4 separate regions of the Homo sapiens genome follow, and regions 1, 2 and 3 are each linked to region 4. The links are chromatin contacts, found by Hi-C or POLR2A ChIA-PET in ENCODE. All regions are on one chromosome and are shown on one strand. Each heading gives the region's core, a stretch centred on a gene start or an enhancer-like site at or near the end of the contact. The rest is flanking DNA. Distances are from core to core; before and after follow the strand shown. Region 1 holds the start of SH3KBP1 (SH3 domain containing kinase binding protein 1). Region 2 holds the start of RPS6KA3 (ribosomal protein S6 kinase A3). Region 3 holds the start of EIF1AX (eukaryotic translation initiation factor 1A X-linked). Region 4 holds the start of RS1 (retinoschisin 1).

Region 1 (2,700 bases), core at 49-2,548, 1.2 Mb before region 4:
CCAGGACGGTAACCAATTTACAAGAGTTGCCCCGCCAACACAGGTGAGGTATGGAGACAGCCCCTCTCTTGGGTAGGGGGTCGGCTTTCATTTGTCCCTTTTGAGTCCACTAGCCCTCAGCCTCCTCCATTTCCAGGGGCCACTGATGTAATTTCTCTATTGTCTTACGTGCTCTTTGCCTAAATGTCTCCCATGTAGTTCACTATCGCTTCCTACCACCAGATGGTGGAAAGGGAAAAGGAAATAACGGGCCGGTAGAGGAATGTGGTGGCAGGCAGAGTATCTATGGCGAAAGGTGTGGTGGTGAATGGACCCAAAACGGAGCTTCTGAATTGCCCACGAATGCCCACGGATTCCCTGTTAACATTTTAGCGCCCACTCAAGGGTCGGCCGTCCAGGTCTGGGAGTCAGTAAGGCACAATAATGCCTGCTAGGGAGGGAGCCAGCCCTCATCTCAGCGGATTCCTGGGAACGTCAGAGCTCGGGAACATTCCTGAACACCCGAACCGCACCTGGCCCAGGCACTGGGGCGGGGCTTAGGCGGGTCCCAGCGAGGCGATGCGTCCCCTCGGCCCCGCTGCGTCCTTCGCCCGTTTTTCCCCACGTCAGTGCCACCGCCTCCTCTGTGCGGAACTCGCACCTGGCCTGCCTGCGTTCCCACGCCCCACCGAAGGGACGCCGCGTTTCTCTCCCTTCCAAGGGACCCTTTTCCTTCCCCTCCAACAGCCCCCCGGGAAAACTCATTCCAGATTGCCTCGATGCCCCAGGGCCACCTGCCATCACCCTGGTCAGGCGTTTGGCCCCGGGCCTGCCCTGGTCTCCATCCCCAGCCCGTCCTCCACCTCTTGTCGCCCCCTCCCGCTCAGCCCCCTTCTCCTCCTTCTCCACGTGCCCCTGCACTCCCACGCCCCTCCCCCAAGAAGCCCCTCTCCTCCGGTCTCGAGGAGTCTCGCGGCACTTCCCGGGGCGTCAGCCCAGCCGCTGCGGGTGGGTGGCAGCCGCGCGGAGAGGGGTGCCTCTGGCGCGGGCGGTGAGGAGGGCGCCCAAGCCCCTCAGCCGCAGGGACGCCCCCGGCGCCTGCCCCGACGCGGCCCCGGCCCCGGCCCCGCCCCTCTCCGGCCCCGCCCCCGCCCGGCGGCCGCGCGTCCCCGGCAGGCGGAGCTGCAGGAGCCTCGCGGCAGCGCTGAGGAGGAGGGGAGAGCGGGCGGCGCGGCCGCGGCTGCCGGGCGCTGGGCTGGGCGGCGCTGTTTTTTTTTTTTTTTTTTTTTTTTTTTTTTTTTTTTTTTTTTTTTTTTTCGCAATTTCCACTCGCGGGGAGCAGGAAACCCGGCGCAGCCGGGCGCATTGGGCCGCGATGCAACAGCAGCAGCAGGAGTCGCCCCGGGGCAGCAGCGGCAGCAGCAGCAGAGGCAGCAGCGGGCGGCGCTGAGCCGCCGCCGCCGCCACTGAGGAAGAAGCCGGCCCAGCCGCCGCCGCGTCCGGACCCTCGCGCCTGGATCCCAGCGCCCCGATCCCGGCGCCCCAACCCCCACGCCCGCCTCCGCCAACTTTCACGCTGCCTCGGCGGCCCGGCCCGGCTCGACGCCAATGGGTGAGTGGGGGCCGCCCGCGTCCGGGCGTCCACTTCAGCCTTGAGGGCGGCGCGCCAGTCCCAGAACCGCGGAGCCCGGGAGGGCGCCCCGGGGGCAGGGTCCGGACGGGGGACACCGCGGTGGGCGCCCTCGCCTGCCTCGCGCACCCCCATTCACTCCCACTTGCGCCCGTGTGCCCGCCGAGCCCGCGCGCGGCGCCGACGGGAACCCGCGGGGGCCTGAGCAGACGATCACGGGGGCTGGCCCCGGGCGGCTCGGGCTGAGGGATGCAGGGGGTGTGGTTGGTTTTTCGGGTGGGCGGGGAGAGTTTTGTCTTGGCCATTTTTGCACCCGAGCGCGCCCTCCTCTGCGCTGCGGACACGGGCACCCGGACCTGGTGGGCTCCGGCCCTGCGCGGGGCTGCTGGTGTCTTCCTGGTCCTGTCTCGGGGGAAGCTGGAACCTCGGGGTCTTGGAGGGGGCTGGGTTGCCTTTGCTGGGGGTTGACAGGGGTTGGGGGGTGGGGCGGGAAACGCCCCAGTTCCTGGTCTGGCTCGCAGTCCCGGGGTCCAGAGCACCTGACGCTCCTCTCCTTGCGCCCCCCTTCCTCCCGGCCCCGACCCTTTCGCTGCTGCCTTCCTCCAGCCTGGCGAGCTCTCTGCTCCGTGATGCTAAAAGGCCACTTCCCATACTGTCCTTTAAGTCTTCAGGGTCTGGGACCTGGAAATGGTGATCCGGTCTTTGATTTACTGAGTAAACATCAGTTCGAAGTAGCCAACTAACCTTTGAACCCCCTGGGTCCCATTTGATTTAGACCCCGGAGCATTGGAACCACCTTGCTGCCCAGAGAAGCTGCCACTTTATTGGCAAGGCACTTATGATTACTTGGGCTATTAAATGTTTGGTCTACCCAGGTAATGTTCTTGCTGACAGCCAGCTTCTGTTTTTCAGCCTCTGGCAGATTATTTTTGGATGTTCCTAGGCCAGGCATAGGAAGGCTGCAGATAATAATAAATCATAATAAAGTGAGACCTTTCTGTGTTCAGGTAATAGGATTCCAGTACACTAGTCAGGATGTTCAGAAAGCCTGAAGGATTGGAAAAGAGGAGGTTTAACCCAGTCCGTTGTTG
Region 2 (2,700 bases), core at 201-2,700, 1.6 Mb before region 4:
GTGGTCGCTGGGCGTGGGAAGACCGGGATGCCTGGGCCACGGCCTGAGGGTTTGAAGGGACAGGCCGGCTCGGAGATCTCCCTTTGCTTTTTCTCTTCCCCTCGCTGGGCGACTAGCCAGGGGCTGCAGTAGCTTTCCACTCAGCCCTGCGACTTTTACACATTTCTGCCCGGGCGCACTTAGCGCGCAGCGGCTCCTGGCGCAGTGAACACAGGGTCGAGTCCTCTTGGGACGCACCCCGGACGCCCAGGCCTTCCCCCCAAAGCTCTCGCCGTCCTGTGGGGCTCCGTCGCCGTCGGGGCATTGGGTTTCCTTAATCCAGGGCTTCCCCATCTTGGGCAGGAGGAGGAGTCAGAACCCCTCCCCTCCCTCTGTCCCCCTCCTCCTCCTCCTCCGCCCACGGCCAGCCTGATTTTTAAATCTAATCTCTTATTTAAAGTCAACAGAGGAGCAGGAACCCCGCGCTCCTGCCTACAAGATATTTTTAAATAATTCTCCAACCTCTACCGAGAGGGACAGCCTTAAGGAACCTCCCTGTTTTCCCCTCTTGAAGATTTAGGTAGCAGACGTGGGGCGGGGGGCAGCGGTTCCAGGGTCGCAGCTGAAGGCCGAGAGCTCTGCGCACTTGGGGAGGAGAATTTGGGCTGGGGGCGGTGCGGGGGAAGCGACTAATACAAGAGGAATTAATCCCAAATAGCCACAATTTAACAAAAGAGCGTCAACTTGAAAAGACTTGAATCAAACCGGGAGCCGAGCCCCCAGGAGGCTCCTAGGCACGAAGCCTCCCTTGCCTCCGTCGGGGGAGATGGGGGGCAGGTGATTTCCCAGCATGTGACCCTGAAGAGGGAGGGTCTTGGGCCATTACGGGATGCGCCCAGAGACTAGGCGCGTCCGCACGCACGCACCCCCGGAGGAGACAAGCCGAAAAGACACTCCGCACCCCTCCCCGGGTCCTTGGCTCGGGACTGCGCCCCCGGTACTTTGCCCACCTCCCTCCCCAGCTGGGCGGGGACCACTGTTCTCCCTCATTCCCAAGGAGCCTCCGACCTCCTTGGACCCTTGGCGGTGAAAGGCTCCCAGCCTTCGCCCCTCCTGCCTTTCCCATTTCTTTCCCCCGCCTCCCGCCGACGCCCCCAGATCTGTTGGGCTCGCCCTTCCTGAAAGTAGGCGAGGCCCAGAAGCTGAGGTTGGGGCGCAGAAGGAGGGGGGTGGGAAGAGGGAGGAGCGGAGCGCAGCGGCCGGGGGCGTGTCTTCCACTAGCCCAGCCCCTGGGTGCGCGCGGCGGTGGTGGCGGCGGCCGAGCCTCGCTTTGAGAGACAGGTATCGCTTAGGCGCCATGTTGTGAGCGGAAGTGGGGGAGCGCGCGGCGGTCGCTGTTCTGCTGGGAGCGGGCGCGGGAACCGGCGGGGGGGGCGGAGCCGTAGTCCCGGCGGCGGAAGGAGGAGAGGAAGAAAGGGGCGAGACCCGGTGCCCAGCGGAGGCGCGAGGCTCTCGCTCAGCGCGCGGGCGTCTCTGGCCAGGCGCGCGGCTTTCGGGCGGTCGGCGTCGGCGTCGAGCCCTCTCTGGGGCCGCCGCCGCTGCTGCTGCTGCTGCCGCTGCCGCTGCCGCTGCCGCCGCCGCCGCCGCCGCCGCCGCTGCCGTGGGGCTCGGGCGGCGACGGAGCGGGGCCGGCCGTGGGGCGGGCGGGGAGGGAGGAGGCGGTGAAGGCGGCGGGCCGGGGGGGAAGATGCCGCTGGCGCAGCTGGCGGACCCGTGGCAGAAGATGGCTGTGGAGAGCCCGTCCGACAGCGCTGAGGTGAGTGCAGCAGGGCGGCCGGGGCCGGCGCATCTCCTCCTCGCGCCCCCGCCGGCTCGCTTCGCTCCCCGGAGCTGGCCACTCGGCCCGTTCTGATCCCGCTCGCGTCTTTCCCCCGGGCTCAGGGTTTTGGTTTGGGTTGTTGGGGTGGGTCTATTGGCCGGTCTGTCTGTTCCTTCCATCCTCACCCTCACCTCCTTCCCTCGCTCGGGGGGCTGCCAGTGTGGTGGCGCGTGGGGTTTGGAGTGGGCGCTGGGGCTTTGCAAGAAGCCAATTTTAATCAACTTTGCGTGGGGGAAGCGGGAGGCGGAGCGGGGGCCGGCGGGGAGTTGGGAAGTTTGGCCCAGCCGGGTCGGGGGCTTTCCCGGACCTTGGCGACTTTGGGAGATGAGGGAGGGGTAGGGATCGGGTTCACCGGGGAGCAGGGACTCTCGAGTCCAGCCGAGGGAGGGGCTGCTGCGGGGAGACCGGCGCGCGGGGCACGGGCGGCGGCGACCTGTGGGGGTTTCGGGTAGGGGGTGCAGGGTTTTGCCTCCCCCTCGTCTGCCGCAGCGGTTTCTGCTGCTGCAAAGAAGAAAGCGGAAGCCTAAGGTCCCCTACCCCCTCCGTTTCTGAGGTCGCAGAGCTAGACCCCCGTCCCTGTGAGTTTAACTTGAGTTTCCTGTCCATGGAGGTGAGAGGGTGATATTCAAGGAGATCAGCGGCCGCCGTAAAAGGCTTTCTGGTTTTCCTCGCCCGGGATCTGGTGACCGTCCCTGAGTCACCCATCCTAGTGCCCAAAACCCAAACAATATACCCAAACAGGGCAAAACAGAATTTCCCCGGGCGCATCACTACACCGAGCTTTCCTGAACCGCCCCTATCCCAGAACAACTCGGGGTCTGCGAAAATAATCCAGACAAGAC
Region 3 (2,700 bases), core at 114-2,613, 1.5 Mb before region 4:
CTCATTTCAATTTAATCACGTCTTTGAAGAACTTATGTCCAAATACAGTCACATTGAGTTACTGGGGATTAGAACGTGAACATACGAATTTTGGGGGGGACACAATTCAGCCCATTAACATTGAGCTTAAGTCTTTTCTCCCCTCCCTCCCTTCCTTTCTGTGTGTATTGAACACCTATTATGTGCCAGACATTCAGCTAAGTGGGGGTAATGGTAAGCAACAAACATGGTCTCTGCCCGGTAAGGTTTACAGTGAGGTAGGACAGACAGACTTAAAGAGTAATAACAAGTGCCATGCAAATATTATGCTTTGGTAATGGATGCCAGGAAAGCCTTGCCCTTCCCATCAGGCTCCCAACCCGGCTGGGCGAGTGAAAGGACTGCGTTATGAGCTAACCGGCTGGGCACGGTGGCTGACGCCTGTAATCCCAGCACTTTGGGAGGCCGAGGTGGGCGCGAGTTGAGGTCACGAGTTCGAGACCAGCCTGGCCAACATGGTGAAACCCCGTCTCAACTAAAAGTACTAAAATTACCTGGGCATGGTGGCACATGCCTGTAATCCCAGCTACTCGGGAGGCTGAGGCAGGAGAATCGCTTGAGCCCGGGAGGCGGAGGTTGTAGTGAGCCGTGATCGCGCCACTGCACTCCAGCCTGGGCGATAGAGCAAGACTCCATCTTAATAAAAAAATTAAAATATTGGCCGGGCGCGGTGGCTCACGCCTGTAATCCCAGCACTTTGGGAGGCCGAGACGGATGGATCACGTGGTCAGGAGTTCAAGACCAGCCTAGCCAAGATGCTGAAACCCCGTCTCTACTAAAAACACAAAAATTAGACGGGCGTGGCGGCACGTGCCTGTAATCCCGGCTACTCCGGAGGCCGAGGCAGGAGAATCGCTTGAACCCGGGCGGCAGAGGTTGCAGTGAGCCGAGATCGCGCCACTGCACTCCAGCCTGGGCGACTCTAGAGCAAGACTCCGTCTCAAAAAATAAAATAAAAATAAAAATATACATATTTTTTAAAAACTGAGCTAACCACGAGGTTAACGAGTCAGCCACTTGTGAAACCGGGAGACGCGCGTTTGCTACAAAGCAGCAGAGGTCTGGTCTTAACCAGCAGCAAGCGCCACCTCAACCCGCCCTTTTCTATGACGCAGAGTCTCTCCCCCTCCCTCCCTGACTCCGCCTTTTCCCTGCTTGAGGCCCTGCCCCTCGCGTCCTCTCTGGCTTGCTGCGCACCCTCCCACAACGCGTCTCCCTCGGCTCTAACAATAGGAGTCAGTCGGCCACGCCTGCGTCATAAAGCCTGGGGGCGGGCCCAGCCGGCGACGGGAGGCGGGGAAAAGCGACGCAAAGAGTCGCGGCGCCATTTGCTGCCGCCGAGCGTGGACGCAGGCGGATCTCTGAAGAGCTGGGTCGCCAGCCTCTCCCGCGCACGTTGCCTGGCCTCCAGCACCTACTTGGTCCCGCGCGCTCCCTCGTGTCGCCCCTCGGAGCAGCAGCCGCCGCGGTCGCCGCTACCCGGAAAGAAGTCAGAGACGCCGCGAGGTCGCCGCCACCGCCATGCCCAAGAATAAAGGTAATGCCGCCCGGACCCCCGGACCACGGCTCTGCTCGGCCGGGTCTCCCAGGTCCTGCCCGTAGATTGCAGGTCACCCAGGCCGCAGTGACCCTTTTTCCTTCCCGCCCTGCCTGCCCGCGGCTGGGCGCCCCACACGCGACTCTGAGCTCGGGAGAGGAGCTGGGAAGTTAACTCCTGTTGCCCAGTTTGGTCACATTGGGGTGGAGCCGGCGCCATTTTTGTAGGGCCTCCTGCGGGAGAATGTGGGCTTTTGCTCCTGATTCGCGCCAGACTGACCGCTGCTCGGTGGGGACGGTGGCGGGAACCTTCCCCGGGGCGGCCTAGGTTTAGTAGATAGGCCCCTTTGGCCTTCCCGGGCATGAGGGGTTATAATCCCTGGAAGCCGTTCTGAACTTTCAGAGTGCTGTCTGCATTCGTGAGCACCAGGTACTCCTGCATGGGTTTCTTTATGGACAGTTCAGTATTGTTGAGGCTACTCGCTGTCCCTTGTGAACAGTGGGTGAAACCTTGATACATTTCTAAGGCTCACCTCTAGAGATTTACTCTCTCCATCCCTTTACAGGATATAGCTTATGTTTGTTTGCTGAAGACTTATTCCATATTGAGCCAAGTTTTCTACTTTTGCTTCAGATGATGCATATGTTGTGAGAATAAAGACCTAATTTAAGTGTCCTCCATTCTGAGGCTAAGCGTTCACAAATGATCAGACTTGAGGATAACTTTATTTGGGATTTCCAAAACGGAAGGCCTAATCTTAAAAAAAAAAAAACAAAAACAAAAAACAGAACACTCCTAAAGAAATTACTTTTATAGATTTACAGTGTTCCTGTCATTTTTAATAGCCGTATAACTTGAAGAAAATTGTGCAAGTAAATATAGGGAAAATACTGTATTTTCCTACAGGAGAGGAGCATACTTCATAGTCCGTAAGTAGTCTCCTTTGATTATTCATTCTAGAGGAAACCCTCCCCTGACACAGGCCTACTTCTGCTCTCTTTTCTACTTGACAGCTGGCTCCAGGGATTCTACCACATTTCCTCTTTGTAGCTGTCACTTATTACTTTATCCCTTAGGGTACTTGGTCGAGGTGTTCTGTGCACAAGTTGGTGCAGTCACTGCTC
Region 4 (2,700 bases), core at 166-2,665:
TAGGTGCACGCCACCACGCCCGACTAATTTTTGTATTTTTGGTAGAGACGAGGTTTCGCCATGTTGCCCAGGCTGGTCTCGAACTCCTGACCTCAAGTGATCTGCCTGCCTTGGCCTCCCAAAGTGCTGGGATTACAGGTGTGAGCCACCACCTCCAGCCCACCATAATCATTTTTAAGTGTACAGTTCAGTAGTGTTAAGTATATTCACATTGTTGTGAAACAGATCTCGGGAACTTTTTCATCTTGCAAAACTCAACTCTATACCTATTAAACAACTCCCCTTTTCCTCCCATCAACTTTATTCTGAATGGTGATGTAAAAATAATAGCTAATTATGTCTAGCACTGTGCTAAGTATTTTATACATATGATCTCTTGTAAGCCTCAAAATAACTCTCGAAAGTAGGCATTATTATCATCATCTTACAGATGAGAAAGTTTAGGCGCAGAGATATTAATAACTTGCCCTGAGGTCACAATGTAACAAGTGCTAGTGCTGCGATTTGGCACCCAGTCTGGGTTGGCAGTCTGTGCTCTTAAACCTACCAGGCTGCACTCATCTCTTGATTTACTTAACCAGCCCCCTAACCTTGGCCATTTAGATTGTTTCCAATTTGTTGTTGTTAAAAGTAACACAGCAATGCACAGCTTTGTGTTAACTGTCCTCCCACCACCACCAAATTTAGCATTTTCCTGAGTGAATAGGTGTGCACATGATGCCTAGTTGCTTTCAAAGAGGGGAATCCATGACATTTTCATACAATTCGAGAATGTTAGTGCTTATGTGGCAGGAAATTGTTCAAGGTCACCCCCTAAAAAATGATGGCGAAGAAAGGACGAAAACCTGAGACTTCTGGTTGTAGTTCTCTCCCTCCATTGCTTCCCTTACATTAAGATAGAATGAACAGTATGGGCCGGGCGCAGTGGCTGACGCCTGTAATCCCAGCACTTTGGGAGGCCGAGGTGGGTGGATCACCTGAGGTCAGGAGTCCGAGACCAGCCTGACTGACATGACGAAACCCCATCTCTACTAAAAATACAAAAATTAGCTGGGCGTGGTGGCGTGAGCCTATAATCCCAGCTACTCGGAAGGCTGAGGCAGGAGACTAGATTGAACCCGGGAGGCAGAGGTTGCAGTGAGCCGAGATGGCGCCATTGCACTCCAGCCTGGGTGACAAGAGCGAAACTCCATCTCAAAAAAAAAAAAAAAAAAAAAAAAAAGAACGAAAAGTATCTTCCTCGCGAACTGAATCTCAGTTGATGCTAGTATCTTCCATGAGACTTCCTTGTTGAGGCAGGTAACTCTGTGGGTTAACTTGATGGGGCTCAGCCAAAGACCTAAGAACTAAATGGATTAAGATGCTTAATGAGGCCAGGGCTCAACTTAATCCCCTGCTCCTGGGCCAGCTCTCCAGTTCAGTAAGGTAGAGCTTTGGCCGAGGACGAGGGGAAGATGTCACGCAAGATAGAAGGCTTTTTGTTATTACTTCTCTTTGGCTATGAAGGTATGTGCTATTCAACCATTGACATTCATTGCATACTTAATACATAATTTAATTAATATCGTTGATAAATAGGAATATAGCCTGAATAATATAAATATTATTAATTAGCAACACGTTAATTAACTAACATGTGTTATTAATGAACAACAGTTGTCTTTGTGTGGATGGCTTTCCAGTTCTGTGAGGAGCCTTCTAAAGTTCAAAGGATGCTTAAAATCCAACAGAAAACAGGATGGGTCTCAGAAATCTATAAAATAGCCATAAGTTGCAACAATTAATGAGAAAGTATGGCATATTCTGGAAAACTTTTAGGAGTCAAAGTGGGAGTGATTGTAGAATTTAATATTCCAAACCGGAATGCTATTGACGGTGGAGGACGATGCTATTAATAATTCTGTTGGGACGACAGGTGTAACCCAGGACCATCCAGGGCAAATTGGGGTGTAAGGTCAACCTAGTTTAAATATGGATTAACGTAACATACCCAGTACCACTGGAATCTAATAAAAAACATAATCCAACTGAGAGTCAGGAAACCTCGGAGACTCAGTACACTCACTCATTTTAAAATTTCTAAATATGACCCTAGCAGAAGTGATATGCTTCAATTAGGAAAAAATAAGGGCAAATCTGTAAAATGTCATCCAGTTCCAATTCCCTCTCAATCTTTGAAATAATATTCTTTCATGCCTCTCTCAATTCTCAAGTACCCATCTGCTCAGAATTTCTCCTCAGGTTCATCCAGATGTTAGAAATTGGTTGCCTGTCTTCTTTGTGGACATCGTGTATTTGTGTGTTATAGAAAATAAATTAAAAAGCAGGGAGAAGGAGGTCTCTGTGCTCTGCAAATGACCTGGTAGACAGACACAGCGAAACTCACACAAGTAGAATCAGAATTCTTGGTTTCACGGCTCACTGTAGCCTCAACCTCCCAGGCTCAAGCCATCCTCCTGCCTCAGCCTCCCTAGTAGCTGGGACTACAGGCACGCACCACCACATCCGGCTAATTTATTGTATTTCTTGTAGAGAGGGGTTTTCACCATGTTTCCCAGGCTGATGACTTTTGTTACTTAGTCACATTTCTCAGTATTTGGAAAGACTGGTGACAATATAATTCCAAGGTCATTCTGCAAACCCCAAGGTATATTTCTAAGTAGGGATCATGTAAACCAGTTGTCTGTTAGGATTTTTTCC

Evidence for each region. Hi-C counts contacts between places; a loop is a spot of excess contacts on that map. ChIA-PET counts read pairs that join two places held with the same protein, here RNA polymerase II (POLR2A). Pooled maps may share reads with other maps.
Region 1: a map with no recorded cell type shows a loop between it and region 4 (10-fold over the local background). The contact joins the promoter of SH3KBP1 here to the promoter of RS1 in region 4. A Hi-C loop is called at or near these places in 1 of 37 single-sample maps with no recorded cell type. POLR2A ChIA-PET finds 5 or more read pairs at or near these places in 1 of 52 experiments (activated CD4-positive, alpha-beta T cell).
Region 2: a loop to region 4 is called in a map of B cell, with 12 times the contacts of the local background. The contact joins the promoter of RPS6KA3 here to the promoter of RS1 in region 4. A Hi-C loop is called at or near these places in 3 of 168 maps with a recorded cell type or tissue (B cell, CD4-positive, alpha-beta T cell and naive thymus-derived CD4-positive, alpha-beta T cell) and 8 of 50 pooled maps.
Region 3: a map of naive thymus-derived CD4-positive, alpha-beta T cell shows a loop between it and region 4 (29-fold over the local background). The contact joins the promoter of EIF1AX here to the promoter of RS1 in region 4. A Hi-C loop is called at or near these places in 2 of 168 maps with a recorded cell type or tissue (B cell and naive thymus-derived CD4-positive, alpha-beta T cell) and 6 of 50 pooled maps.

What each region holds. Positions count from the first base shown.
Region 1 is chrX:19,886,198-19,888,897 of GRCh38, reverse strand. It overlaps SH3KBP1 (SH3 domain containing kinase binding protein 1), which reads left to right and starts at 1,298. Exons shown (of 18, transcript NM_031892.3): 1 at 1,298-1,591. The coding sequence starts at 1,588. RefSeq lists silencers at 847-1,146, 1,207-1,276, 1,757-1,896.
Region 2 is chrX:20,265,659-20,268,358 of GRCh38, reverse strand. It overlaps RPS6KA3 (ribosomal protein S6 kinase A3), which reads left to right and starts at 1,450. Exons shown (of 22, transcript NM_004586.3): 1 at 1,450-1,795. The coding sequence starts at 1,727. RefSeq lists silencers at 674-968, 1,390-1,609, 1,730-1,989.
Region 3 is chrX:20,140,501-20,143,200 of GRCh38, reverse strand. It overlaps EIF1AX (eukaryotic translation initiation factor 1A X-linked), which reads left to right and starts at 1,363. Exons shown (of 7, transcript NM_001412.4): 1 at 1,363-1,576. The coding sequence starts at 1,561. RefSeq lists enhancers at 1,252-1,301, 1,362-1,631, 1,962-2,121.
Region 4 is chrX:18,670,823-18,673,522 of GRCh38, reverse strand. RS1 (retinoschisin 1) reads left to right here and starts at 1,415. Exons shown (of 6, transcript NM_000330.4): 1 at 1,415-1,506. The coding sequence starts at 1,455.